2 separate regions of the Homo sapiens genome follow, and region 1 is linked to region 2. A link is a loop called in an ENCODE intact Hi-C map of the cell type or tissue named here. Cell type or tissue: tibial artery. All regions are shown on one strand. Links, peaks and the distances in the headings refer to the core of each region. The heading gives the core; the rest is flanking DNA.

Evidence for each region. Hi-C counts contacts between places; a loop is a spot of excess contacts. Peaks named below come from ENCODE experiments on the same cell type or tissue, not always from the same donor. Only the 100,000 strongest peaks of a DNase experiment are listed, where the experiment ranks them.
Region 1: it touches region 2 in a loop (9-fold over the local background); 89 of 110 quality-filtered maps call a loop at or near these places.

Annotation. Positions count from the first base shown.
Region 1 is chr10:69,707,943-69,724,662 of GRCh38, forward strand. No RefSeq gene overlaps it. Among named protein-coding and RNA genes, the nearest start is that of LINC02651, 32 kb to the left of the region's middle. RefSeq lists an enhancer at 1,809-2,308. In tibial artery, for the core only: a CTCF peak has its summit at 9,194 (motif pointing left); DNase peaks (open chromatin) are centred at 7,149, 7,769, 8,329, 9,239 and 1 weaker place; H3K27ac peaks cover 2,339 bases.
Region 2 is chr10:69,642,342-69,652,815 of GRCh38, forward strand. No RefSeq gene overlaps it. Among named protein-coding and RNA genes, the nearest start is that of FAM241B, 17 kb to the left of the region's middle. RefSeq lists an enhancer at 10,174-10,474. In tibial artery, for the core only: a CTCF peak has its summit at 2,400 (motif pointing right); a DNase peak (open chromatin) is centred at 4,200; H3K27ac peaks cover 672 bases.

The sequences.
Region 1 (16,720 bases), core at 6,792-11,791, 72 kb after region 2:
CCTTCCTCTAGAGGTGATTTTTGCTTGTTTGGCTGAGAGTCAGAGAAGTACTTCTGACCTGGAACCTCTGTCCCAGACTTTATTTAGGAGTATCCATTTCAGCTCCTCCAACTTGCAGGTGGCTCTCTGCTATTGCCAATAAATGTATTTACCCTCAGGTCAATATCACTGATATGGACAGAAGGCAGGGAAATAGTGGGTATAAGAGTGTGGGGTCCCTGGTGAGGGCTCCATCCTCAAGCCTGGACCTGCAGCCCTAAATGAGACGATGCATTCCTGTTTTCCCACCCGAATGTTGCCTTTTCCAAAACCACTCTGGCCTGCCACGCCCCCAACTCCGTACCCATAAAAACACCAAACTCCACTGGAAGAGGAGCAGAGTGGTGTGGCAGAGGACAGAAGAGAAGTGTCTGAATGTTGAGAGAAGAGGCGGCTAGACATTGGAGACTACGGTTGGAGAGGAGTTCAGCTGGGGATGTTCGGAGAAGGAAGATTATCTTCCCATTCCATCCCCTTTCCAGCTCCCCGTCCCATTGAGAGCCACTTCCATCACTCAATAAAATCCTCTGCACACACCACCCTTCAGTCTGTTCCTGTGGCCTGATTCTTCCTGGATGCCAGACAAGAATTTGGGATGCACTGGGTGCGGAACCCAAAAAGGCTGTCACACTGACTCTTCACTGAGCTGTTTAACACTTAAGCAGTCCACGGACGGCAAAGCTAAGAGCATTGTTTGTAACACATACCCTCTGGGACTCCAGAGGTTGAGGGCAACCCCTAGACACTGCCGGGAGCTGGTATGGGGTTTGTTCCTGCCAGTGCCCAAAGGCACTTGCCCTGGCTCCTGCACCCACTCACCTGTGTACTTCCCCAACTGCAAGGCGTTTGAGGGTGGTGTCCAAGTAAATGAGCCACCCCTCTCACAAGTCCCACAAGGGGGTCAAGGGAACTCTCCCATCTCATCACCTTTGGGTTTCAGCTCCTTGTGAGTTCTTTCCTTTTTTGAATATTTCCCTAACATTCTGCAAGCTCAGAAATGTGTTTTAAAATATGTGTTATCACATATCCAGGCTCTAGTTCTTTAGCAAGAGGGCCTTTCTAAATATCTAGTTTGCCATAATGTTGGAGTTAGAAGTCCTAGTCATCCACTCTCTATCCATCCTTTCATCCATCTGTCACTGATTTTTCTCTGTATTCCTTACTCATTCTCCTTTAGTCACCTCTGTTGTCCCCAGTTCTTTAATGTTTCAGAGAAAACAGAAGATCATTCCCTTTCAGGACTGACACAGTTGAGAAAACATCTCTAACACACTGACCCTCCCTAAAAATGTCCTTCCTCACTTGCCAGCCCTCACCTCCTGCATGGCCATGCTTTATCCTGGCATCTCAGGACCAGTGTTGGAGGAGCTTTCAGCAACAAGAAAGTGCCCTGCTGGCTTCACCCTGTGATTGTGACCCTATGACCTGGAGTTCATGGGCCCAGGGTCACTCTAATGGGGTTGTGGGGAAGGGCACAGAGCCAGGGGTGGGTAGCACCAGGGTGGGGACATGCTGGGATGTTTGGGTCTTGAGAACAGAATCAGCAGGTGCAGCCTGGTCCAGAACAGCCCTGACAACATATGGTCCCAGTCTCTGGAACAAGCCTCGCTTGTTAAAAGAGGAAAACAAAACAGCCCATCCTTCTCTGCGTATGGTTAATGCATGTTTGAAGCTGTGTGACTTCTCGAGGGTCCCAGTGGTGGCCTCTGTGTAGTGTTTGGTCAGGCTGGCTGCCAGCCCATGCCCTATCCCTGGCACCCCCACCCCTCCGTCCCAGTTTCTGTGGCAGTAAATCACTCACATGCTCTCTCTGAAGGGAGAGGTCTGGGACCTCCTGGGCTGGGCAGACAGAGGGCTCCCGGTACAAACATGCTCTGCTTCTTCCCACCAGCAGACAAGCGGCCTCTGCAGTTGAAAAGGATTTGCGGGGAGGTGGAACAGTGGGGGAGATTGTTGGGGTGGTAAAGGAAGAGAGATAATATGAAGCTTGCTCTGTCCAGAGGCCTGCGGGATAAGGTGGGAACCAAGGTCAGTATTTCCTTGGAAAGTCAGTACTTTTCAAACTTAAACGTGCATGGGAATCACCTGGAGGTCTTACTCAGGTGCAGATTCTGATTTGGGAGGTCTAGTGTGGGGCCTGAGATTCTGCTTTCCTAAGAGGCTCCCAGGTGTTGCCCATGCTGCGGGGCCAGAGGCTGTAAGCAGCAGGGCTAAAGGGGCACTTGAGAGAGGCTGGGTGGAGCTGCACCACAGAGTCACTTGGAATGCTTTAAGATATTGTCTGGCCCCACCCCAATCAATTGAAGCAGACTCTGTGCTTGCACCGGGACACCTGTGTGTTTTCTTTTTTAATGCCCCACTCCCTATCTACCCCAGGTGGTTTGAATATGCAGCCAGGATTGAGAACCACTAGGCTAGATTATGGGAGATCATTCTCCACTTTAAAATTAGAGATCTGTGACCACCTAATTTGCTGTCACAGTGGGATGGCTGGAAATGACTTAACATTGTGCTCTTCCCAGGAGCAGCTTCATATTCACCAAGGGTTGGGAGGGGAGTTTTGCTTGGAAGGAATGACAATGGCGGAACTCCAGGGGGAGAACAAAGGACTGGCCGCATCTTGCCGAAATGGCCATGCTATGTGATCTTGTCTCAGCAATTTCATGCCTTGGGCCTCCGTGTCTTGGCCCTGACCAGCACAACTCCTGTTTTGTTCTGTCTGTTCAGCCCAGAATTCCCAGAGGGCTTGGAGCTTTCTACTGATCTGGAAGGTTCTCTTCCCCTCTCTTCTCTTCTGAGTGAAAAAGGCAGCTGGGAGGCCCCCTGCCCTTCTCCCCTCCAGTGATCCGAAGCCATGGCTGAGAATAGTGGGAATGAGGTGCTAATGCCCCCGTCTTGAGTAGATTTTCCCCCCACGGCACACACATCTGGTTTCCATTTTCTTCTGCAGCAGGCCCCATTGAGCAGAGCCTTCCTCTTTGAATCTCCTGAAAAATCATGTCCAGAGGCCAGGTTCAGCCCCCACCCTGACCCCAGTCCTCAATGCAGCAAAATTCCTTTCTCAGGGACCCTTGGCCCAGTCTTCCCCATGGTCCTTGGGAGGCAGGTGGGGCCCTCACCAGAGGGGAGAGCAAAAGGCTGGGGTGGTGTGGGGGACATTAGAGGAGTGCTGGCTCCCTGGAGAACTGGGGAAGTAGGAAGGTTTGGGAACACCTAAAAAGAACAGGAGGAGTGCATGAGCCACCAGGAAAAATGAGTGCCTACTGCCTCCAGCTGGGAGGACTGCAAGCTCTTCTTGCTCTCACCCAGACCCCTGGGCACAGAGACAGTAAGGGCCAAGTGGGGATGGGATGGGGAATTTTGGGGTCAGATTCTACCTTAAGAGATGTCAGGGTCATAAAGACAACACACTGGTCATGCTCATTGACTGGAGGATGTCCCGGTGTCCCTTCTGTCTTGCATAGCACACTGTGGTGGTCAGGGGCACTGGCTCTGGATAGCACAGGACTGGGCTGAATTTTGGCGCTGCACTCACCCTAGGTGGGTCATGGAACTTCTGAGTCAGTTTAATCTTCTGCGAATTTGGAGTATTAGAGTAAAAATTGAATTATAGTAGATAAACACAAGCAAAGCATTCAGCCTAACACATAGGAAGCACACATAGGAAGTTAATAAATGGTAGCAAACACATAGGAAGTTAACACATAGGAAGTTAATAAATGGTAGCAAACATCTATTATCCATTCATCTATTCACTTAACCACATATTGACAATTTGCCTATCTGCCCGTCTACCTCTCTGCCTGTCCATCTCTCTGTCCACTCATCTCTTTATCCATCCATCCATCCATCCATCCATCTCTTCAACCAGACATCCATTCATCCATCCATCATCCATCCATCCATCCATCCATCCATCCATCCATCCATCCATCCATCCATCCATCCAACCAACCATCCATCCAATCCATATGATGGCAGGGATATTAGGGTTCATCTGTTCCAGCAGGTTTCCCACCTGGGAAGCTTGTTAGCTGGGCTGGTCCTAGACCCTCCCTCAGAAGTTCTTATTTTATAAATCTGTGAGGGACCCAGGAATTCACATGTTAAACAAGCTTCCCAGGTCATGTTGATGCAGGTGGTCCTTAAGCCCCTCTGAAGAAACACTGACCTAGCACCTCACCTCATTTTACCAAGGAGGAAACTGAGGCAGAGAGGGCGACTTCCTGTCTGGGCTTTATCCCGTCCCCTACTGCCCCCATGAGTGTGGTGTGTGGGGGCAAGTGTGACCAAGAGCCCTGGGAGGGCAGCGGAGGGCGGTTGGCAGCCCATCACGCAGCCCCCCTACCCTCTCACCCACCCCTGCCCAGAGACACTGCCCTGACTCCCACACTGAGCCTGTCAGGGACCAGGGATTTATTCCTGTGGGCCGGCTTTTCGCCCTTTCTTTCCTGGGTTATTTATGTCCCTTGCCTTTTATCTCCCGCCCGGCTGGCCCGCAAGGCCCATTATGTCGCTTTGGCTGTGGCCGCATCAATCTCCAGCCCCGGGAGCCAGGCCCCCAGCCCATCTCATCATTTATTTTCCAGGTCTCCCTGATGCTCAGCCGGCAGCTGTCCTGGTGTGTGGATGGCCCTGGCTGGCGTCCTTCTCAGAGAGGACCATTGTTGGTGGGTCTTGGGACTGTCGGGTCAGATGGGCCACGGGCAGCTTGTCTGGGGCCTAGGAGTGCTGTGACCTTTCAGGAATTAGCATGGCAGTAGGGGCAGTGTTCTGGTTGTCAGGACTTCAGAGTCCCAGCCTGGACCCTGCCAGTGACTCCCTGGGTGATGTTAGACAAGGAGCAGTAACTAGATAGGACGATCCAGGTTGTAGCTTCCAGTGCTCCCAGATGTGTGACAAGTGCTTCCCAAACTATGTCTTATAAATGTGTGCTTTTTTTTTTTTTTTTTTTTTTTGAGACGGAGTCTCACTCTGTCGCCCAGGCTCTGGAGTGCAGTGTGGCTCACTGCAACCTCTGCTGCCTGGGTTCAAGCGATTCTCCTGCCTCAGCCTCCCGAGTAGCTGGGATTACAGGTGCCTGCCATCGTGCCTGGCTAAATTTTTTTTGTATTTTTAGTAGAGACGGAGTTTCACTGTGTTGGCCAGGATAGTCTCAATCTCCTGATCTCGTGATCTGCCCGCCTCAGCCTCCCAAAGTGCTGGCATTACAAGTGTGAGCCACCATGCCTGGCCGTGTCTTATAAATTAATAAACATTTATTAAAAAGTCAGAGACAATTCCATAACCAAAGTTTGGAAAACTCTAGCTTGAACAGAGGTGTCGTGAGTTGAATGGTGCTCCCCAAAAGGTATGTCCATGTCTTAACCCCAGGAACTTGTGAAAGTGACCTTATTTGGAAAGAGTGTACTCGGCAGATGTAATCCAGGGTCTCAAGATGAGATTACCCTGGATTTAGGGCGGGCCCCAATCCAATGATGAGTAAAAGGTGAGGGAGACCTGCAGGGTAGAGGGGCACGTAAGGAGTGAGGCAGAGACTGGAGTCATGCAGCCCCAAACCAAAAGATGCCTGGAGCCATCAGGAGCTGGAAGAGACAAGGGAGGATTCTCCTCTAGGGCCTTTTGAGGAAGGACAGTCCTACCCATTCCTTGATTTCAGATCTGTGGCCTCCAGAATGGTGAGAGATAAATTTCTGTTGTTTTTAGGCCATCACATTTGTGGTAATATGTTATGGCAGCCCTAGGAAGCTGATACAAGAGAGAAACAATGTTGTATGCTGCAGGACTTGTCAGGGCCTTTAGTAACAAATGTGCATTAGGAAGCACTAGGGCTGCAGCATAAAACTGTGACATGGGCCAGTCGCAGTGGCTCACACCTGTAATCCCAGCACTTTGAGAGGCCAAGGCGGGCGGATCACGAGGTCAGGAGATCGAGACCATCCTGGCCAACATGGTGAAACCCTGTCTCTATTAAAAATACAAAAAATTAGCGGGGCGTGGTGGCGGGCGCCTGTAGTCCCAGCTACTCAGAAGGCTGAGGCAGGAGAATGGCATGAACCCGGGAGGCGGAGCTGGCAGTAAGCTGAGATCGCGCCACTGCACTCTAGCCTGGGCGACAGAGCAAGACTCCGTCTCAAAACAAACAAACAAACAAACAAAAAAACAACTGTGACATGAAGCACTTGACTGGGGAGCTCCCCTCAGGACTTGTGTCTTAAAGAGCACATTTTGGGGGATGCTGACCTATGACTTGGTGGGAGAGGTTGGGGAAGAAGGGAAAGTGTGGGGGAACCTGCTTGGTCTAATCTTTTTGGAAATGAGGTGGGGGTCATGGAGTCCGGGGCTCTGTCCCAGATGCAATGAGGTGAGGGACTTAGGATCACAGGCAAAGGAAGTCACCTTGCAGCTCAATCCACTCCCAGAGGAAGTTTGGGTTAGAGGGGTACAGGGAGGAAGCAGCTGGAGGAATCCTCCCAGCACACCTTTCCAGCCTGCAGGCCAGGCCGCTGCCTGTCCTGAAATCCTCTCCCGCCTGCCAAGGACAGGGTGGTGGGGGCTCCTGCACCCTAGATGTCTCTATTCTGAAGAGCCAGGCTTGTTTGCAAGCCCAGGGAGCTAAGAGTTAACGATAATCACCATAATGATAATTCCAGGTATGATTTATTGAGAGATTACCCCTGCCAGAACCTGTGCTGAGTGCTTTATGCATATTAATTAATTAATTCATCACAACTGTATTAGCCCATCTTATAGGCGCAGAGATGGAGGCACAGAGAGGTTAAGTAGCTTGCTCCAAGTCACACAGCTAGTAAATGGGAGATCCAGGATTTAAATCCAGGTTGTCTGACAGCTCTCAACCATGAAGTCACACTACCTTCCCCCAGATGCAGGAACTCTAGGAGAGAATGCTCATTCATTCATTCACTCAATATTATTGCTTGCCTGCGCCCTGCCAATTGCTGGGCCAAGCCTTCAGGCCACAGCGCTGAGCCTGGGAATTCCGGGACCCAAAGAGTCCTTACACAGCATGGTGGGGAGGCAGCCAGGACACCGAAGATGGCAGTGATGGTAGTGCTGGGGACAATGGCCACAGGGTGTTGGTAGGGGCTTCCAATCCAGTCTCAGCGCTCAGGGACTGTGCCCTGGACTCAGTTTCTCTTTTGTTCACTGAACTAGGTATTCACGGGCAAATGGGGGTCAGCCCAAAGGAAGGGGGTTCAAGCTGAAAGACGTGAGAAGGCTTCATCCTGAAGCAGCACGCTGTCTTCCAGGAGCTGGGTCTACTTGGCCATAGCTAAGAGGATGGGATGGGGTTTGGGAATGGAGCCCTTACCCACAGCCTGCAAGGGAAGCAGGTGGTCCAGAAGTCTGAAGTAGGCACAGATGAGACACTCAGCCTCCAGTCTCCAGCATCACTCCCTCACACGAGGCTCTGCCGAATGACAATAGCTCCATTTATCCACACATTTTGCGCCAGACATTTTGCTAAGCGTGTTACATAAATGGCCTTCTTCAATCTTCACTGAAACTCCATGGGGTGCAGTTACTGCTAACTCCATTTAACACAGGAGAAATCAAGGCTCCTTGTGGTTGTGCTACTTGACTGTGCTGGGGGTTGCACGTGGTCTGTTGGACAGAGGCCTAGATTTAACCAGGGATGACATTCAACATGTTTCACAATAGGGGCTTTGGAGACTCTGACCCCTCAGTTAAGATGCCACCCAGAAGCTTGCTGGTGTGCACCGGCTGAACGTCAACTCTACTTGTAACCAAAGCAAGCACTTGGAATCATGCTGGGAATATAGTAAGCACCAGAAAAATGTAGCTATTCCTTTTCTTGTTTTCTTTATTAATCACCCTGTCTGGGACTATGGGGAAAGCGGGCCATTCTGTTCCATCTCTCCTCCCATTTTTTTTCTGGTATATTTTTCAAAGCTCTTATTTACAGGCTATTTTGCTGCTCAAGAATCTTCAATTGCTCCCCTTTGCCTACAGAGAAAACTCTAACTCCTCTGCCCAACAGTCACGGGTCCCCTTGGCTGGCTCCAAACTCCCTGTCCAGGTGGACTTCTGCCTGCTCTCTAAGGAGGTCCTTCTCCCCCAGGCTGCCTCTTCGCTGTGTCCCGATGCGCCATGTGCTTTCCTCCCCGGGGCCCTCACTGAGCCATGACCCCTCCTGAAATATCTCCTCACCCTCTTCACTGACCTGACTTCAAGGCTGCTGAAATTCTGCCTCCACCAAGAAGCCTTCTGAATACTCCGGCACTCAGAGGGCTCCCATTTTTAAATGTCCTGCAGCTCTCTCTGTTCTGCTAACACTTGTTCACGTGCCATGTGGCAACTATTTTTGGTCTGCTTCCCACAGCCCAATCACAAAATCAACCTCTTGGTGTCAGGAGTCAGCACTTCCCAAACTTTTATGTGCCGTGAATCACCTGGAGATCTTGTGAAGCTGCAGCTCCCGGGTGAGGAGGCGTGAGGTGGGGCCCAAGACCCCGCATTTCTAACAAGCTCCCAGGCGATGCTGTGTCCTGGGGCCACACTTGGAGCACAAGGGCTGAGCCATCCGGCAGAGCCTCTGTCCCTTGGTTCTCAGCCCTGGGACCTGAGAAAAATACTTCTCCTGGGCCCTACCTCCAGAATCTCTGCTTATTGGTGGAGAGCGAACCAGGTACTGGTGTGTTTACAGAGCTTTTCAGGTGACTGTGATGGGCAGCTAGGATAGAGCCACTGAGCTGGCACCGTCCCTCACCCCAACAGGTGTGCGTTTTTATGTGGTCCAGGATTCTCAGATTAGACCCTGTTGGAGGGCAGGAAGCTAGTTCCTTAGGCATGGGGCAGGCTGGGGCAGCCAGAGCCCTACAGTGTTTTTGTGGGTGGGTGCCCACTAACCACTAGGGAACTTTGAGGGGATAGAGAGAGAGCATCCTCCCTGCACGGTCCCAGCCAAAGGCATCTCTGAACCCACCGACACCATCCACCACAAGGCACAGACAGTTGACAACTCAGGAGGGACCAGGAGGGGAGTCTCAGGAGCGGTTTGGCCAGAAGCTCCCTCCTCCTGCCATTCGGCCTGGCTGGGCACCTGGGAACCAAGGACTCCCCTCCTGGCACCCAGGAAACCGCCACTGTGCCGAGTTAGAAGGCACAGGGCGCCCTCTGCTGGGAGGTTTGGGTTTGAGCATTTCTCCCCAGGGACTCAGGTAGAATGGGGTAAATCAGGGGAGGGCAGGGAGGGCTGTTCTGTGTCTCTTCTTTGTCTTCCTATTTCAGGGTCTGCAGAGCCAAAATCCAGTTTAGACGAAGGATCGCAGGTTGAGACTCTGAAGGGTGGGACGGATTTGCTCACGCAGCCAAATCACACTGAGGCTCTTTCTGCCCGTTTCACCTTTTCCTTCTCGTTATCATCACCGTCAGCACCGATCCACCTGCACTGGCTCAGGCTTCGAGGCAACAGGATTGAAAACACAGCTTTTGTTCTGTGTCTCCAAGAAGGCTCAGCTGCTCTGAGCACCCACAGTTCCTGATCTGGACTCCCTTGTGGTTTGTAACGCACTTGAGTCAATGTGGGGTCAGTGTTAGGAGCAGTGGTGATGAGAGTTAGAATTCAGTCTGGGGCTAGGACCAACGGGCATTCTTACAAAGTCAGGGATCAGACTGCATCCAGAGTCCAATCACCAGGTAAGCACCAGCAGGTAGGTCCGGCTCACTAAAGGCTATGGCCAAGCCTCTGGCCACAGTGAAGGAGGCCCGTGTCTGGGAGACCAAGGCAGAAGAAGAAGACCGAGAAAGCAGAACATGTCCCTGTTTCCTCCAGCTCCCCCAGGATGGCTGCTCTGAGCTTTCATGATGCTATGGGCCCGTAGTTCAGGGGTCAGCACGCAGTGCACCAATGGCCAGCCCTCTGGGCTTGACTCCATGGTGGGCCCACCCTGTGGCTCTCTCTCAGGGTGCAGTGTCTTACTGTAATATCTATCAACTTTGTCATAAATGCATGTTCTTGGCCCAGGGGAGGGTGAGCTATACCGAGGGGAAGGGGTCCAGCATTATTTTAGGGTGGAGAGTCAGCATGTGAACACGTGTGGTCATTGATGCTACTGTAGACCAGGGGCGTGAAACCTGGGGCCTGAGGGTGGGCGCCGCAGGCCACTGAGGGTCCACAAACCCACCTGGAATTGTGTGGGATTTGTGTGTGTCCAATTTTATGTGGTTTTCCATCAGATTCTCAAAGGACCATAACCAAAAATTAGTTTAGAATCCTTGCCTAGGCCTATTCTTCCCTTTATTTATTTACTTGGAGACAGGGTCTTGTTTGTTGCCCAGGCTAGAGTACAGTGGCACAATCACGGCTCACTGCAGCCTCGACCTTCCAGGCTCAATTGATCCTCCCACCTCAGCCACCTGAGTAGCTGGGACCACAGATACGCACTTCCACACCCGTTAATTTTTGTACTATTTCGTAGAAATGGGGCTTCACCATGTTGCCCAGGCTGGTCTTGAACTCCTGGGCTCAAGCAATCTTCCCACCTGGGTCTCTCAAATTGCTGGGATTACAGGCATGAGCCACTGCACCTCGCCCTTATCTTTTTAAAAAAACACTTTAAAAATAGCTTTATCGAGGTATAACTGATAGAGCATGAATTGCCTATATTTAAAGTGTTCAACTTAATAAAAAATGTTGACATATGTATACATTGTGAAACGATCACCACAATCAAGACAGTGAACATCCTTATCACCCTCAAAAGTTGATCTGCTTTCTGTCACTATAGATGAATTTGAATTTTTCTAGAATGTTCTATTAATGGATGCATACAGTGTATACTTTCTTGGGTCCAATTTCTTTTATTCTGCCTAATTAATTTGGTGGCCATCCACATTACTGTGTGTGTCAGCAGTTCATGGCTCTTTATCACTGAGTGGTGTTCCATTGTGTGGAAGGACCACAATTTGTATTTCCATTCATCTGCTGATGGACGTTTGAGTTGTTCCCAGTTTTTGGCTATTACAAAGAAAGCTGCTATGAGCATTCATGCACACATGGGCAAATGCTTTCATTTTTCTTGGGTGGAAAGAAGTTGTTAAACTGTTTTCTGTAATGGAATGTCATCTTACATTCTCTGCAGCAGCGTGTGTGAGTTCCAGTTGCTCCATGTGCTGGCCAACACTCACTAAAGTTAGTCTTTTTAAGCTATTTTTAGCCACTCTAGTGGGTGTTCAATTTGCATTTTCCTAATGACTAATGGTATTGAGCATCTTTTCACATGCTTATTTGTTATCCACATATCTTCTTTGGTGAAATGTCAGTTCAAATATTTTGCCCACTTAAAAAATTGGGTTCGGCCAGGCGCAGTGGCTCACAACTGTAATCCCAGCACTTTGGAAGGCTGAGGCAGATGGATCACCTGAGGTCAGGAGTTCAAGACCAGCCTGGCCATCATGATGAAACTCTGTCTCTCCAAAAATACAAAAATTAGCTGGGCATGATGGCTGGTGCCTGTAATCCCAGCTACCCGGGAGGCTGAGGCGGGAGAATCACTTGAACCCGGGAGGTGGAGGTTGCAGTGAGCTGAGATCATACCTTTGCACTCCAGTTTGGGCGACAGAGAGAGACTTCATCTCAAAAAAAAAAAAATTAAAATAAATAAATAAATAATTAAAAATGGGGTTGTTTGCTGTTTGATTGAGTTGTAAGAATTCTTTATATATAGTCTAGATATAAGGCCTTTGCTGGATAAATTTGTTGCAAATATTTTTCCCAGTGTGTGGTTTGCCATTTCATTTTCATAAGCATATATTTTTGAAGAGCAAACTTTTAAAATTTTGAAGCCCAATGTATTTATTTTTAATAGTTTGTGCTTTTTGCATTACATTTATAAAACCTTTTCCAAATCCAAGTCACTAGGGTTCCTCCTATGTTTTCTTCTAATTTTGTAAATTTAGCTCTTACATTTAGGTCTATGTTCTTTTGAGCTAACTTTTATATATGGTGCAAGTTATGAATCTAAGTTATTTATGAATTCAAGTTCCTATTTATTTATTTATTTTTGCATGTGGGTATCTAATTGTCTAATTGTTCCAGCACCATTTGTTGAAAAGATTATCTTTTACGCATTACCCGGCACCTCTGTCAAAAATCAGTTGATCACATACAAGTGGGTCTACTTTTAGACTCTATTACTTTCTCCCAGGTACAGATCTCCTTCTCTGTGGGTGGATGTTTGGCCATAGCCTTTACTAAGATGGACCTGTCCGCTGGTGCTTACCTGGTGATTGGACTGTGTACCTGGGCTGCCTTCTGACTCTGTAAGAATGACCCCTATCTCTCGTTCCAGACTAAATGTCCACTATTGATCTATTGTCTATCTTCATACCAATACCCTATTGTCTTGATTACTATAGTTTTTAATAAGTCATACAATCACATAGAGTAAGTCTTTCAATATTGTTCTTTTTCAAAGTTGTTTTGGCTGTTCTACATCCTTTGTATTTCCATATAACTTTAGAATCAGTTTGTCAATGTCTACAAAAACCCTACTGGGATTTTAACGGGGATTTTATTGATTTAATGGGGATTTTATTGATTCTATATATCAATTCGGTGGAAATATTGTCTTATAATATTGTCTTCCAATCCAAGAACACAGTATATCTCTCAATTTATTTAGCTTTATAATTTCACTCAGCAGTGCTTTGTAGTTCTCAGTGTAAGGTCTTACACATCTTTTGCCAGATTTATCCCTAAGTATTTCATATTTTTTCATTCTATTGTAAATGGTAGTATTTTATTTTATTTTATTTTATTTTATTTTATTTTATTTTATTTGAGACAGAGTTTTGCTCTTGTTGCCCAGGCTGGAGCGCAATGGTGCCATCTCGACTCACTAGAACCTCCACCTCCCGGGTTCGAAAGATTCTCCTGCCTCAGCCTCCCAAGTAGCTGGGATTACAGGTGCCCATCATCATGCCTGGCTAATTTTTTGTATTTTTAATAGAGACTTTGTTTCACCATGTTGGCCAGGCTGATCTTGAACTCCTGACCTCAGGTGATCCACCCACCTTGGCCTCCCAAAGTGCTGGGATTACAGGCATGAGCCACCAAGCCCAGCCTATGGTAGTATTTTAAATTTCAATTTCTGATTCTTGGTTGCTAGTATATTCGAAATACAATTGATTTTTGTATAATGATCTTAAATTCTATAATCTTCCTACTCACTTATTAATTCTAGTACCTTTTTTGTAAGTTTTATATGATTTTCTTTTTTTTTTCTTTGAGACAAAGTTTCATTCTTGTTGCCCAGGCTGGTGTGCAGTGGGGCAGTCTCAGCTCACTGCAACCTCTGCCTCCTGCCTCAGCCTCCCAAGTAGCTGGGATTACAGGCACCTATAGGATTTTCTATGTAGACATTTATGTTATCTGCAAATAAAGACAGTTTACTTCTTCCTTTCAAATCTGGATGTTTTAAATTTCTTTTTCTTGCCTTATTACACTGGCTGCAACCCCAGTGCAATGTTAAGTAGGAATGGCAAAAGTGGACATCCTTGCCTTGTTTCCAGTAATGGGTAGCAGGGAAGTTTTCAAGCATTTACTCCTCCTTGGCTTTTATTGGCCCTGGCAGGGGTGACCTTTTATAACTGGTTGGAGGACCCCAATGTTTGCCCCAGGGCATTGCGCTCTTCTTTCCAGTGTTTTGGTGCAAGCCCTGTTGAGCGTGAAAGTGCCTTGGGGACAGGGATGGTATATTTGACTCCAGCTCTCTACACCGTGCCTGGCATGGCACTCAGCATGACAAATTCTCATTGCCAACCAGGTCACTAAATCAGGCCGAAAGGGCCTGTTTGTACTGCTGTCCACCCCATCCCCTTTGCTTTCCTCCTGGACAAAGGCAGCCATGCTTCCCTCCTTTCCTTCTCTTCCCCTCCAGAAACCTGAATGGAAGGAGACATGAAAGGAAAGCACTCAGGTTTCACCAGCATCAAGTTACTTCTATGCGGTGTCCTCATTCGAAAATAAACCTGAGGGGGTAAGGGAAGGGGAGGTGGTGACAGAGACAGGAGAGAGCTGTTATCACAGCTCTGCTTCCAGGCTGTATTTTTAGGCTGGCATTTAGGTTTGGCCTGGGGACAAGGGGCTGGAAAATGCAAGGCATTTCCTCTTCCTGTCAGCTGAGACACGGTGTGTGTGTGAGTGTGTGGACAGGGCCCTGCCACCTTCCCACTTAGCGCCTCCAGAATAGCAAACAAAATACACTTCCTCCGCAGGCCTGCTGCGCTCCTCATCTTGAGACTCTATCAAGGCTCCTCCCCAAACTATGAGCGCTGTTAACAGCGCTAGGCAGCTCCTCAGCCATGGGAGGGACGAGACTCTGAGGTCCTGGGGGGGATATTTTAGAAGGTCTCAATGACAACATAACAGGTTCATTTGTTTACTTGTTTATTCATTACTGCTGTGTATCGTGCATGAGCTACGTAACCACTCTGTGCCTCAGTTTCCCCATGGAGATGTCACTAAAACTTGCTTCATAAGGGCGCTGAGAGGATTCAATGAGTTAATACTGGATATAAAGTGGTAACGTGCTTAAAACAGCACTTGGCAGGTAGGAAGGGCTGAGGAAAGGTTTGCTGTCATTATCTGAGTGCCTACTGCATACCACCCTTGAGCTTGGGTCCCCCGGGGGCAGGGGCTTCGGTGGTGAATGAGACAGGTACTGTCTCTGACCTTTTGTAGTTTACTCAGTTGGAGACCTGGTTGCCGCCTTTGAGCAGTGTAAGTTTTCAACCACAACTTTGGACCAGGGTCCTGGAAACACATGGAGTGAAAGGTCTTCTTTACCACTACAAGGTGACAAACTAATCAGAGACACGAAGGTGTTGATGTTATTAGCACTTTGTGGAGCTCTGGCTGGCTTTGTTTCTTTTTTGCTCTGTGAAGTTGTTTCACATCTCCGGGTCTCATTTTTCTCACTTGTAAAATGAGAGGGAGAATACATACAGTGGGATATTATTCGGCCTTGACAAGGAAGGAAACTCTGGCACATGCTACGACACGGAGGAACCTGGAGGACATGATGCCAAATGAAGTAAACCAGTCCCAGAGAGACAAATACTGTATGATTTCACTTGTGGATGGTAACCAGAATAGTCAAATTCAGAGAGACAGAAGGTAGACTGGTGGTAGCTGGGGCCTGGGGGAAGGAGGAGAGGGGAGTTTTTGTTTAGTGGGGATAGAGTTTCAGTTTTGCAAATGTAAAGAATTGTGGAGATAGTGGTGACGGATGCACATTATGAGTGTGTTCAATACCACTGAACTGTATACCTAAATAGTTAAATTGGTAAATTTTATTATATGCATTTTACTGTTTTTTTTTTTTTTTTTTTTTGAGATGGAGTCTCGATCTGTTGCCCAGGCTGGAGTACAGTGGCATGATCTCAGCTCACTGCAACCTCTGCCTCCCAGGTTCAAGCGATTCTCCTGGCTCAGCTTCCCAAGTAGCTGGAATTACAGGCGCATGCCACCACACCCAGCTAATTTTTGTATTTTTAGTAGAGATGGGGTTTCACCATGTTGGCCAGGCTGGTCTCGATCTCTTGACCTAGTGATCCGCCCACCTTGGCCTCCCAAAGTGCTGGGATTACAGGCGTGAGCCATCATGCCCAGCTTATTGTAATTTTTTAATTTGGAAAAAAATGAGGAGAGCAGTTAAAGTAGATGGTTACCTAGGTCTGTTCCAATCCTTCCTTCTACAAACCAAAATATCTCTTTCTTTCCTTTCCTGTTGTCTTTCTCTTTCACACACAGTTATCAGGGCTGCCTGCTCCAGAGCACAGGTTGTGCACTGCACAACTCCAGGGAGTGCCCTTCTTCAAGACTGCAGCGTGGGTGGCACAACTTGTTCAACTGCATAATCCAGTCTGTTTCTGATCTACCTGATCAGAAGGTAGTCTCTTGTGTCCATCTCCTGAGTTTATGCAAAGTAGAAAAAAAATTCAGCATCAACTAGAAATAGCAAACAGAACACATTTATCTGATCTTCCCCCTTTGTATCATCCATTACATTTAGAAGATTGTTTTATGGTTGGTTTCTTTTGCCTGAGACTTAGCAAGTGCTTGTTGACATTCCCAGTCATTCATTTTGCAAATATTTCCCAAGCACTCACAGTGTGCTGGGCACGGTGGAGGTGCTGGACACAGCTAAGCATGGAGTCCCTCGTCTCATGGCACATGCATTATAGTTCCAGGAGGCAGACCAGAAACACGCAAACAAATAGGAAGCCAACGTACAAGAGTGTTAAGTGCCATGTAGACAATGACTGATGGTCCTGGGCAGGATGGCGTGAGGGGTTGCTTTAGACTGTGATAAAGGAAGGCTTCCTGGGGGAGGTGATATTTGAATTGTCACCTGAATGACAAGAAGGAGCCAGCCAAGTGTATGTGGGGGCAAAGTCCTCTCGGGTCTCCTCACATCGGGCCTGGCAGGGAAGGGGTGAAGCCACCTCGTGCTCTTGGCCTCTCTTCCTCACTCCTTGCCCTGTCTTCTCCACTTTCCTCCACCTGAGGAAAAATCCCCAGAGGCCTTCCATTCAGATAACGGAGAAGCCTTTGCAAGAGGGGGCTCAGAAATCTCCACCCAGACTGGAGCCTCTCCTCCATCCTTCCCCTTCCTACAGATCCCAGCAGAGA
Region 2 (10,474 bases), core at 1-5,000:
GCCGTGTTCTGTTGGTTGGAAGCCAGTCACAGGTCCCACTCACCAGGGGAGGGGATCACAGAAACGCATGAACACCAGGAGGCTGGGATCATGGGGTCACCTTAAGTCCATCAACCATAGCACCTGATAGCTTGATGGCCACGATTACAATTGATTGGGTGCCTACCATGTACCAGGCAGGGTGTAGAGGATTTCACACATATTATCCCATCTATTTAAGTTGTTGTATTGATAAACTTAAGACTCAGAGAGGCAGGGAACTTACCTGAACTCACTCAGCTGTTAAGTGGCAGGATTTAAACCCAGGTCCCTCTGCTCCCCATTTCTTGGGTCTTCCTTGGACATTACACTCAAGGCCACAGTCAGCATCAAGCTGTCCCTGAGGAGCCCTCCAACACCTTAAGGTACTTGTTTCAGAAGTCACTTATCTCCCTGGGTTCAAGTCCTTTAACTTGTTCAATCAGGCCCTGTCCTTGGCTGCTGAGTCTCTGTCTCACCTTCTTTCGGCTCCGTCCTCAGACGTCTCTAGAAATGGTTCAAGCTTCTTGTCCCTTGATTTGTCTGTCCAGTGATTCTTCTGTCTCCTCTCAACTCCTTCCTGCTTAATCAGCGAATTCCACAAATAGCCACTGAGACTCCCTTCTATAGGAAGGCCCTGTGCTGGGTGCTGCCCTCCATCTTCCCCCAAGGTTCTTACAGTCTAATGAAGAGGCGGTGTGTGCAACACTAACTCCACTTCAGCAGTTCAGTGAAAACAACACCATCTTTAGACAATATAAAAGTCATTTTCTCCCTGTAAGTTAGGAGTAGAGAATACAGAGGGGGCTTAGGTACCTTCACAAGGTTATCAGGAATGCAGGCCCCTCATCCAGCACCTGTGCCTCATCGTTCAAGATGGCTGCAAAGCTCCAGCCATCGTGCTGTCATTCCCATCAGCAGGAAGAAGAAAGAGGTGAAGACAAATCATCCGTGACCACCCAGACGAGGTCAGCTTCCTGGTCATATGCTCCCTTGGCGTCTTTGCTTCCTCATCACAATGCAGAGAAACTCATTCTTTGTGTCCTTGTTTGATGTTTATTCACGACTCTCCCTTGCCTCCCACCAGGTGAGAAGCTCCATGAAATCTGGCCTCGTGTCTGTCTTCTTTGTTGTTCTAGTCCTGCGGTCCACCGCAGTGCTTGGCATGTAGTAGGTGCTCAATAAGTAGTTACTGATGGAAGGAACACTCAAGATTGTACTTTAAACATGCTCTTAATATTGGGATGAGTCAGAGTTGGCCTGGCCCAAATCTGGAATCTTCTGAATTGGAGTCTGTGACGATGAGTGCTGCTAAGGGCTGTACATACATGACCTTGCTTAATCCTCAGCAGAACGCTGAGAGGAAGATTCTGCCATTTTCTTCAACTAGCAGATGAGAAGACATCATGAGATTGTGGAACTACTAACGGAAAGCTGTGATTTGAACTTGGCTCTCCAACTCAGAACCTCTATTCACTTACCTAGTGACTTTCCAGGACACCAGGGTGACCACAGTCCCCTCTAGACCCCCCTCCTGCAGCCCTGGCTGGCTCCCTTGATTGCCAGCAGGCAGCTCAGTAGCCGTGTGCTCAGTCACAGGTGCTGAGGAAGCATCGTACACTTGGCCCCTTGTCCTGAAGTGGGGCTTCACCTGCAGAAAATGGAGGAAGGGCAGGAGGTGCCAGCATCAACTGGGAGAATGCCAGTTCTCCAGTGCTCCTCCTCCTCTAGCCGATTTCTAGGAGCCTTGTGGTCCAGGGGTTCTTTCAGACTACAGAGGAGGGCAGGTGGGGCTGCCGTGGTCTAGGAGGAGGGCAGGGGCATGCCTTGCAGTGGGTGCTGTGTGTCCTGCGGCTTCCATTTCTGCCCGCTTCTTGGCGGGGCCTGCCTGATAAGGGGAAGGTGATAGGAAACTGATACCCGCCTGTGCTGGGCCCCCTTGAACCATGTGGGGCTTACAGAGCCCCCGGGCCATGGAGCGGTTCTGAGGGACACTGGAGGAGGGGTTCTAGCTTCTCCCCTCAGACTCCACAGAATACCCCAGGTAGGGACTAGATTCTGGCTGGAGTCAAGGCACTCAGACCTCTGCTGGGCAATTTGGCCCAAGCCTCTGTTGCACAGATGGGACACTGAAGGCCAGTGAGGCAACGGGCTTGCCAAGATCACACAGCCCATCAGTGTCAGAGCTGGTGCTGGTTCTCTAAACTGGATGCGCTCTGTGGCTTCTTTGACTGAACAGTTCATCTGGCCCACAGGCCATCCGAAGGGCGTTTGGTGGAGGGTCCTAGTTTGACGCCTGGCTTGAAGAGCGGATCCCTGGCTCTGCTGTGGAGGTCCTGCTGGGACCAGCCATTTCTGATCATGGCTGCCAGAAGGTGGCGCTAGGCACCCAGCTGCCACTTAATTTCCAGAAAAAGAGAATGGCAACCCGGGATCTGGGTGTAATTAGGGCAAGAGGCCAGCTTTGGAGCTCAGCTTCCAATCACCCTCCCGCCCGGGCATGCTTGTGCGTGGGCACCCAGGGGCAGGGGAGGGACTGGAGACCGCACATTGGGTTCCTCTGGTCCCAGACCCTTTGGAAGGTTGCAGTGTGGGCAGTGAATGGGCGCCCAGGTGTGCTCCATTTACTCATCTTGACTAGATGATAACCAGAGATGGAATAAAAGCAGCCAGGATGGGTGGGTGCCTCTCTCCAACAGCAAGACTCAGCCTGGGCCTCAGCTCAGGCCTTTTCACCTGGCTCAGCTCCCCGGCACACCCCCTCGCTTGGCACAGGGCACTTCGTCCCCTGCTGGGGAAGGGCCAGAGAGCTCAGGATGCCCCTGAGAGAGGCTGTCTCATTCCTGGGAACTTCCCCTCCTCCCTTCACCTTTCCTGCGCTCTCTCCATCTCTCCTTCCTGTCCTCTCCCCTCGCTCATCTCTCCTGCCCCTTCTTATCTCTTTCCTCACGCTCACCTCGTCCCAGTTCCTCCAGGGACCCTGCAGGTCTAGCCCCCACCCCCAGCACCTCATCTGCAGAGGCAAACAGGGACCAATACCAGTGAGTTTCTAGGATGTGGTTTCCATGGTGACGGTACATCTCCTGCCTCCTTGGTGCTCAGCCCTGGGCGGGTTGCCGTGGATACTCTCACCTCACTGAGGAGTGATTTGTGGGACTGTTTTTCTTCTTTACTTCTTCTTCTTCTCTCCAGAAATTCCGCTAGCCCAGACAGCGTTTTCCCCACTCACGGCGAACCTGAAGCCTTCTCCAAAGGGCTTCACACCCAGGGCCACTGAGGCCTGGAAAGCATTTTATTTATACGAGGTATTCCTGGTAACCTTCTCCGCCTTTCATAGGGTGCGTGAGTGGTCACCACAGAGAAACAGGCCAAAGCTGACCCGGTGCCCACCTTTTCTGCCCACAGTGTCCTTCCAGGCCCCTGACTTGTTCCATGCCGCCAATGCACGCCAACCCTCAGAGCTTCTGCTCGGCGGCCATTTTCCTTAAGGGTCTTTGGAGAAAGAGTGAGAGTGAGAGGGTGAGGTGGGAATAACGAGCAAAGTGAATCCAGGCAAAAGAGGTAGGTTAGAAGAGGGAGAAGTACCGGAAAGGGAGGAATGAGAGGTGGGCAGACTGGGGGAGCTCGAAGGGAGAGGGAGAGGTGGAGGGTGAAAGTTGGTCACCAGAGAAAGCCAACCCATGAGTCCGCAGCAGGAGTCCTCTGGTGTTAATGCCCTTTATAAATCACTCCGCAGCCCCAAACCCAAAACAGGCCTCTTCTTTCTCTGCAAAGTAGAAAATGTGTTCGTCGACATAAAAACATGTTAAGTACATTGTGGCCCTCGTTCCCCCCAAGTTGAAAGCCATTACAATAATTAATTAAGGCAGGAGATTAATTAAAGAGTCGTTTCCCCCCATTCTCCCTGAGTAGATCAATCAGGAGGCGGGAGAACATGTGCTACTCGGCAGACAGAGAAGGGGGGCTGGAGGGGAGGCCGAGGGGCAGCAAGGCAGTTACAGACACAGCTAGAGACAAAGGACTTCCGTGCTGGGGGCTGGGGGCTGGGGGCTGGGGCTGAGAGGAGCTGGCAAGGAGGCCCCCAGGAGGGAGAGCTTGCTCTGCTTCCAAGGACCTGTGATCTGGCTTCCCTTCTTGGTGTTCACAGCGTGAGGGTCGCTGTCACCATGGAAACAGGCCTGGGGACAGGAGGAATATCAGCTCTCTGCTCCTGGACTCCTGGATTCCCCTCTGGGAGTGAGAGTTCCCAGTGAGCAGAGTTGAGGCCCCAGGAGGCCTTTCTGTGGAGTGGCATGAGGGTTGGTGGCCTCCCCACTCCCGTGCCAGGCCCAAAACCAACTCCACACGAGCATTGTCAGGCTGATGACAAGCCTGAAAGTTCTGTTCCTCACATGTGCCACACTGCAGACAGGACAGACTGGTATGAGCTCAGGCTGAGAATCATGAGTCTTTTAGGTAACTTTTCTCATTTTGCTAAATTTTGAGTTCTTAATGATTGCTTTCTCCCTTTCACTCTCCCTCTCTTTCACTCTCTTTCTTCCTCTTTCTTATGCCTTTGGCCAATCTATTTTCCAGCTGAATTTCATATTTCTAAGAAATGTTTATATCATGTAGTGTGTTTCATGTGTGCATAGTGGGTTTAACCCATTCCACCCTGTGTCTCCGTCTTGCTTACTTTTGAGCCTTCCAGAACTTCCCGATTGATTTGTTCAGAAGCACTGCTCTTATGTTTCTCTATTTTGTATGATATTTTTCATATTTCTAATAAACATTATAAAGGGATGGTGTTCCATAGATGATTCCCCATGATATCCCTGGTATCGTTTCCTCCTTTCTGTTGTTTTATTTTAGGTTTTTGTATCTTTGTGCGTGCGTGGACTTAGCAGGCAGTTAGCTTTTCCTGTTGAGAGGAGATGGCTCAGCAGAGGCGGGTGATGAGGGAGCAGCTCATCCAGCACCTACTCTGCCACTTACAAAGTGTAACTCAGAATCATGAAGCGGCGCACCTTTTACTCACCCTGTCATTATGGATGGGGGCTTAATAGGCACTAGGTTTTGGAAACCCATGGTGGACAAGACAGATGTGGTCCCTGCCTTCTGGGGAACAACAGTCTGGTGGGAGAGACAGACATCAAACAATAAATACACAAGGATATAGCTACAAATTGTGAAAAATACCACGCAGGCAAAACCTAGGTTCTTTGATAGAGAACAGCATATGCCTACTTTAGGCTAGGGGTCAGGAGGAGGTGACATTTACACTGCAGCAGAAGCCAGCCAGACAAAGTGTGCAGTGAAGAGTGATGGTCCCCAGCAGGGGTGGAGCCGTCGGAAGCTGATGAAGCTTCAGCCTGGGGGCCCTTCGGTGCACTGGAGCCTCACAAGGCTCTGGGGGTGGCCCTAGCAATAATGGGTCCACATGGTCACATGTTTTTGTAAAAATTGTATAAAGTACTTTAACTGAAATCAGTTAAGAGCACTGACAAGTGGCCAGGTAGGGAACCACTGGGACCTGGCTAAGGGAATGCTGAGTTGGGGAGTCTATTTGGGTTTAGGGAGATGTATTTACATGCTCGTGGCACTGCCATGTATGGTCAAGGTCAAGGTCAAGGCCATCGTGGGGTGGGAATGGCTTCCAGGCACATTCTTCCTGCCTATTGTGCTAGGCAAGAAGGTGCAGTGTTTGGGGTTGACCTGAGCAGGCCCTTTTGCTGGTGGGGAGTGTGGCAGGTGGGGCATGGAGGAGCATGTGGCTGGGAAGGTGCAGAGGCAGATTCAGGGTCTGGAATATTGTTTTGAATTTCGCGAAGTTTGTGGAATTTCTCAGCTCCTTAAATCTTGTTATTTGTTTGGACTTCTCTCATTCTAAACAAGTTTTCACTTTTATGCCTAATTTTGCTTTTGAGTTTCTGAATTTCTTTTTTGTTTTTTTTTTTCTTTTCCAGAGACAGGCCTCTCTCTGTTGCCCAGACTGGAGTGCAGTGGTGTGATCTCAGCTCACTGCAGCCTCGACATCCTGGGCTCAAGTGATCCTCCTACCTCAGCCTCTTGAGTAGCTGGGACCACAGGTATATGCCACCACACCCAGCTAATTTTTGTATTTTTTGTAGGGATGGCATTTTGCCATGTTGCCCAGGCTGGTCTTGAACTCCTGAGCTCAAGTAGCCCACCTGTCTTGGCTTCCCAAAGTGCTGGGATTACAGGTGTGAGCCACCGTGCTGGGCCCTGCATTTCCTTTTTATGGAACCTGGGCCCTCCACCCTTCAGCAGGGATCTGGGCTCTGCCCCTGTCTGCTGAGCCTGTCTTCTCCTCTGTGGCTGAATGGTGCTCAAGGGGACGTCCTCGGGGTGGGATTGGCTGAGGCCCCACCCTGGAGGCTTCTGGGGCTGCTTCCAGGTGTCACCATTTCCCTCACCTAGGAGAGGTGGGGCCAGGAGGCAGACAGAACAGGCCCTAGGCCCAGGACCAGGGCCAGCTGTTTCTCCTTGGACACCCGGCGCACCCTGTGCTTAGAGCTTTTCAGAACTAGCATTTTCAACCCTCTCTTCTCTTCCTCTACCCCCGGCCCTCAGGCTGCAGTGCCTTGAATAATCCCATTTAAGAATCATTTGGGGTTAAGGCATCACCTTCTCCAGTTGTTTTCTTTTTCTTTTTCTGTTTTCTTTTGAGATGGATTCTTGCTCTGTTGCCCAGGCTGGAGAGCAGTGGCACTATCTCAGCTCACTGCAACCTCCACCTCCCAGGTTCAAGCGATTCTCCTGCCTCAGCCTCCCGAGTAGCTGGGACTACAGGTGCGCACCACCATGCTCAGCTAATTTTTGTATTTTTAGTAGAGACGGGGTTTCACCATGTTGGCCAGGATGGTCTCGATCTTTTGACCTCATGATCTGCCCGCCTTGGCCTCCCAAAGTGCTGGGATTACAGGCGTGAGCCACCATGCCCGGCGAGGTTTTCTTTTTTAAAATAGCCAGTGCTATCACTCAGTGTTTACATATTAAAATATGTAGGTGATATATCCAGTGGACAGAGCAAGATAAAAATACACACATAATTTTTATCCACAATACATAAAATTATCCCAAAGGAATGTGCATACACTGAGAAGGATGGGTGGGAATCCACAGTAGCATAGAAAGGCCTTGTGGGTTGCTTGTGTTTTATGAGTATGTGTGTGTTTGTGTGTGTGTTTGTGTGTGTGTTGAGGGGAGCAGTCTATGGGGATAAATGCAAAGTAGCCTAAAGAATTTTCCAAAGAAAAATGAAAGCCCCAACAGGCCTGGCTGTGGTGGCTTCTGAAGGGGGACCCAGGCCTGCTTGGATGAGGGGCTCAGCAGGAAGCCTGACCCCACCAGGTGCCTTCAGCTGGCTCCCCTCGGGCCAAAGCCCCGACACACCACCACCCCACAGGACAAAGCCTGGAACTGAAACTGGTTTTGAAAAGTGGGATTTGTACACAGCCCCAGGGAATGCAGCCCATGCCCTTCACTCTCATTGGCTGTTGCCCAGTGCCGTGCTTTCCTGTGGGCGAGGACAGGGTTGAGGGGGAGATGTCCCTCTGAGGTTCTTGAAGTTCTGCCTGACTGCCCCCACTGCCCTCCAATGACTCCCCTCCAGCCTGAGTTTCCTCCCCAGCCACGGTAGGAGCCCTGGAGCCCCAGAGATGCTCATCAAAAGCGTGTGCAGTGTACCCCTTTGAATCCCCCTCGCCTTCTTGTTCAGAAGCCCCATGAGTAAAGCAGACAGAAGCTGAGCTGCTGCATCTTAGACAAGTCTTTGAGGGGTGAGGGTGGCTCAGTGGCAGTGGGTGTCTGAGTGTCACCCCTCTGCCCCACCCTCCACTCAAAGTCAGGAACATGGACCTTACTCCTGTTCACTTTGCCCTGAACCCTGCCTGGAGTGCAAAATGCTTCCCTCTCCTTCCACATCTCCCTGCGGCTCTTGCCCTTGGCAATGCCTAGAAAGTGCAGAGGAGTGAGGCCACCTGCCGGACATCCTGCAGCTTTCTCCTCAAATTCCAGCTGCCTGGCTCCTAGGATACCAGTGCTAGCTTGCGGCCCCTTCCTTGGGGCTATGACTGCCTTGTCCCTCCTTGTTTACACTTTTCAAGCGGCAAGACAAAGATTGGTTGAAGAGTAAGTGGTGTCTACAGCTGCCTTGAAGAAGAGCAGGAGTGTGTCTTGGGGCTGCATGCTACTCAATTCCTAACAATTTCTTATGTTCTGGCCCTATTTCTACTGGCCAGCCCTGGGGGGTGGGGGTGCAGTGGGGAGGGTAGGTTGAGGAATAGGAGCAAGGGGTTACACAGCTGGTCTGTGCAGGGAGGTCTGGGGGGTAGCCCACTACAGTCTCCAGGTCCCCTTGGGCATGTGACTGAGCACTTCCTTGGTTGATGGACTGGCTGAGGCCTAGGAGCCAGTCTCGGGTCCTTTCTTCCCTCATGGCCCTAGGACAGGCCTGATGAGGCTGGTGGGGTAGGGGCGAAGCTGTGGGTCTTCGGCCACTATTGGAACCCTGTGGACTAGATAAAGAATGTAGCAAAGGAGACAGTGACATTTGGCCAGCCAGCCCGTCCCCCATCTGGAGACCCCCCATCTGGAGAGTATGTGATGAGCTCACGTCCCCTGGGGTTTCTTCCACGGTGGGAAGAACTCTTTGATCCTTGCCTGAGGCTGTTTTTAGTCCCAGAGTCCAAGCTTGTGATGTGCCCAACGCTGGGTTTCCTGGGGCTGCCCCAATGTCTCTGCTGCATGGATGCCGTGATTGGGCTTGGGAGTAACCACATTTATGTCATCCGCCACCCCGGGGGGATGTGGGCATCTGGAGGAAGCTGCAAACCTCCGTCCCACCTCTGCCGGGAGCAGGAAGCACAGGCAGTGAGGCACCTACAAACCCGCTTCCTGGAGTCATACTTCATTTCCCAAATTAAGAAATCACGCAAGGAAAAGAATAAGCATCCATGTTTTAAAACAAACAGGAAGTTGTTATGGCCACTTTGGGCAGAGGGACGTCTATGTCATGGGAGTCCTGCATGGGCAGCTTTGTCTGGGTTTTGCCATTGAACAAGCATTGGCCGAATGCCTGTCAAGTACGAGGCCTGAGAAAAGTCCTGAGACTGGGGCATATAGAGGTCAATAAGTGGTGGTTCTTGCTGTCACCATGTTCATAGTCTAATGTGCGTGTGACAACAGTGCAGGGAAAGCAGGAAACAGGGCTCCTGGGGGCTCAGAGTCAGGGTGAGCAGCCTGCACCCTGGGGACTGGGGAAGGTACACTGGGCTTTTCTGGCTGCCACGACCTGCTCCTCTGCTTTCGTCCCAGGGCCCTGTTATTCCCTGAGGATCCACCTGTCCTGCACAAAGCCCTTATGCTGCGGACGCAGCGAACTCTGCTCCAGCTTCTGGTAGAAATGGATCCCGCTGGGTTCACACCAGCCAGCATATTCCATTCTTGGCCTCGGCCACTGGCTCCTGGGTGGACATGTGGTTCAATCAGAGTGAATCTCGGGACATCTGCTTTGCCTGCTGAGAGGTTCTCTCTCTCTTGTCTCTTGTCTCTGTCTCTGATGTGAGAGATGAGCATGTAGTCAAGGGAGATTCTAAAAGTCACCTTGAGATCACACAGGAAGTCAGCCTTATGATAAAGATAAAGCCATGAGAAGCAGAGGTGAAACAATGAAACTAGGTCCTTGGTGACATTTTTGAGCCCCTGGGTCAAGCTGATTAGCAGCGGCGGGCTGCTCGGAGCGGCTGCTGCCATTGCACTGGCTGCAGCAGTGGGGTGCAGGCGGTGGCCACAAGAGCAGATGTGGGAGTGGCAGTGGTGGCAGTGGGATCCCTGTGCCCTGCATCCCCTGTGCCCCCCATACCCGAGGCAGCTGACTGCACCTTTCTCACAGTTGTGTGGCTGAGTGGGACCCACTGCCAGGCCTGGAGCCTCCGCCGCTCTGGACTCTGCCTCTACATTGCCACTGTCGCCCACTTCTGCTGCAGGGAGGAGGCAGACAGTCCCTGGAGCCTGCCCCTGGGAGCCTCCCAGAGTCCGCTGCCCTGGGGGCCACTGCAATGGGGCCGGGCAGAGTCACCTGATGGTGGGGGAGCAGCACAGTTAGAGGCAGAGGGGCCAGCAGAGAGGGGCCCTGAGGCAGACCTGGGCCCAGGGTAGAGCTGGCAGGAGCCGGGCGTGGCTGCAGCTGCCCAAGTTGTTGCTGTGGACCTGGCCTCCCCATGCTTTTGGGGGCCAGGAGCAGGCAAGAGTCCTGCCCTCCTGGGCACAGCTGCAGTCGCCCAGCTGTGACTGTGGACCCAGGCATCTCTGCAGTCTCTGGTGCCTAGGAAGGCCCCCCCTTATCCCTGCAGGCTTGAAGGTGTCTGCTTCCACTGCCTGGCCTCTCCCCACTACCAGCACCCACTCCGATCTCAGAGTAAGGATGGGACCAAGCCCGGCGCTGTCACAGCCC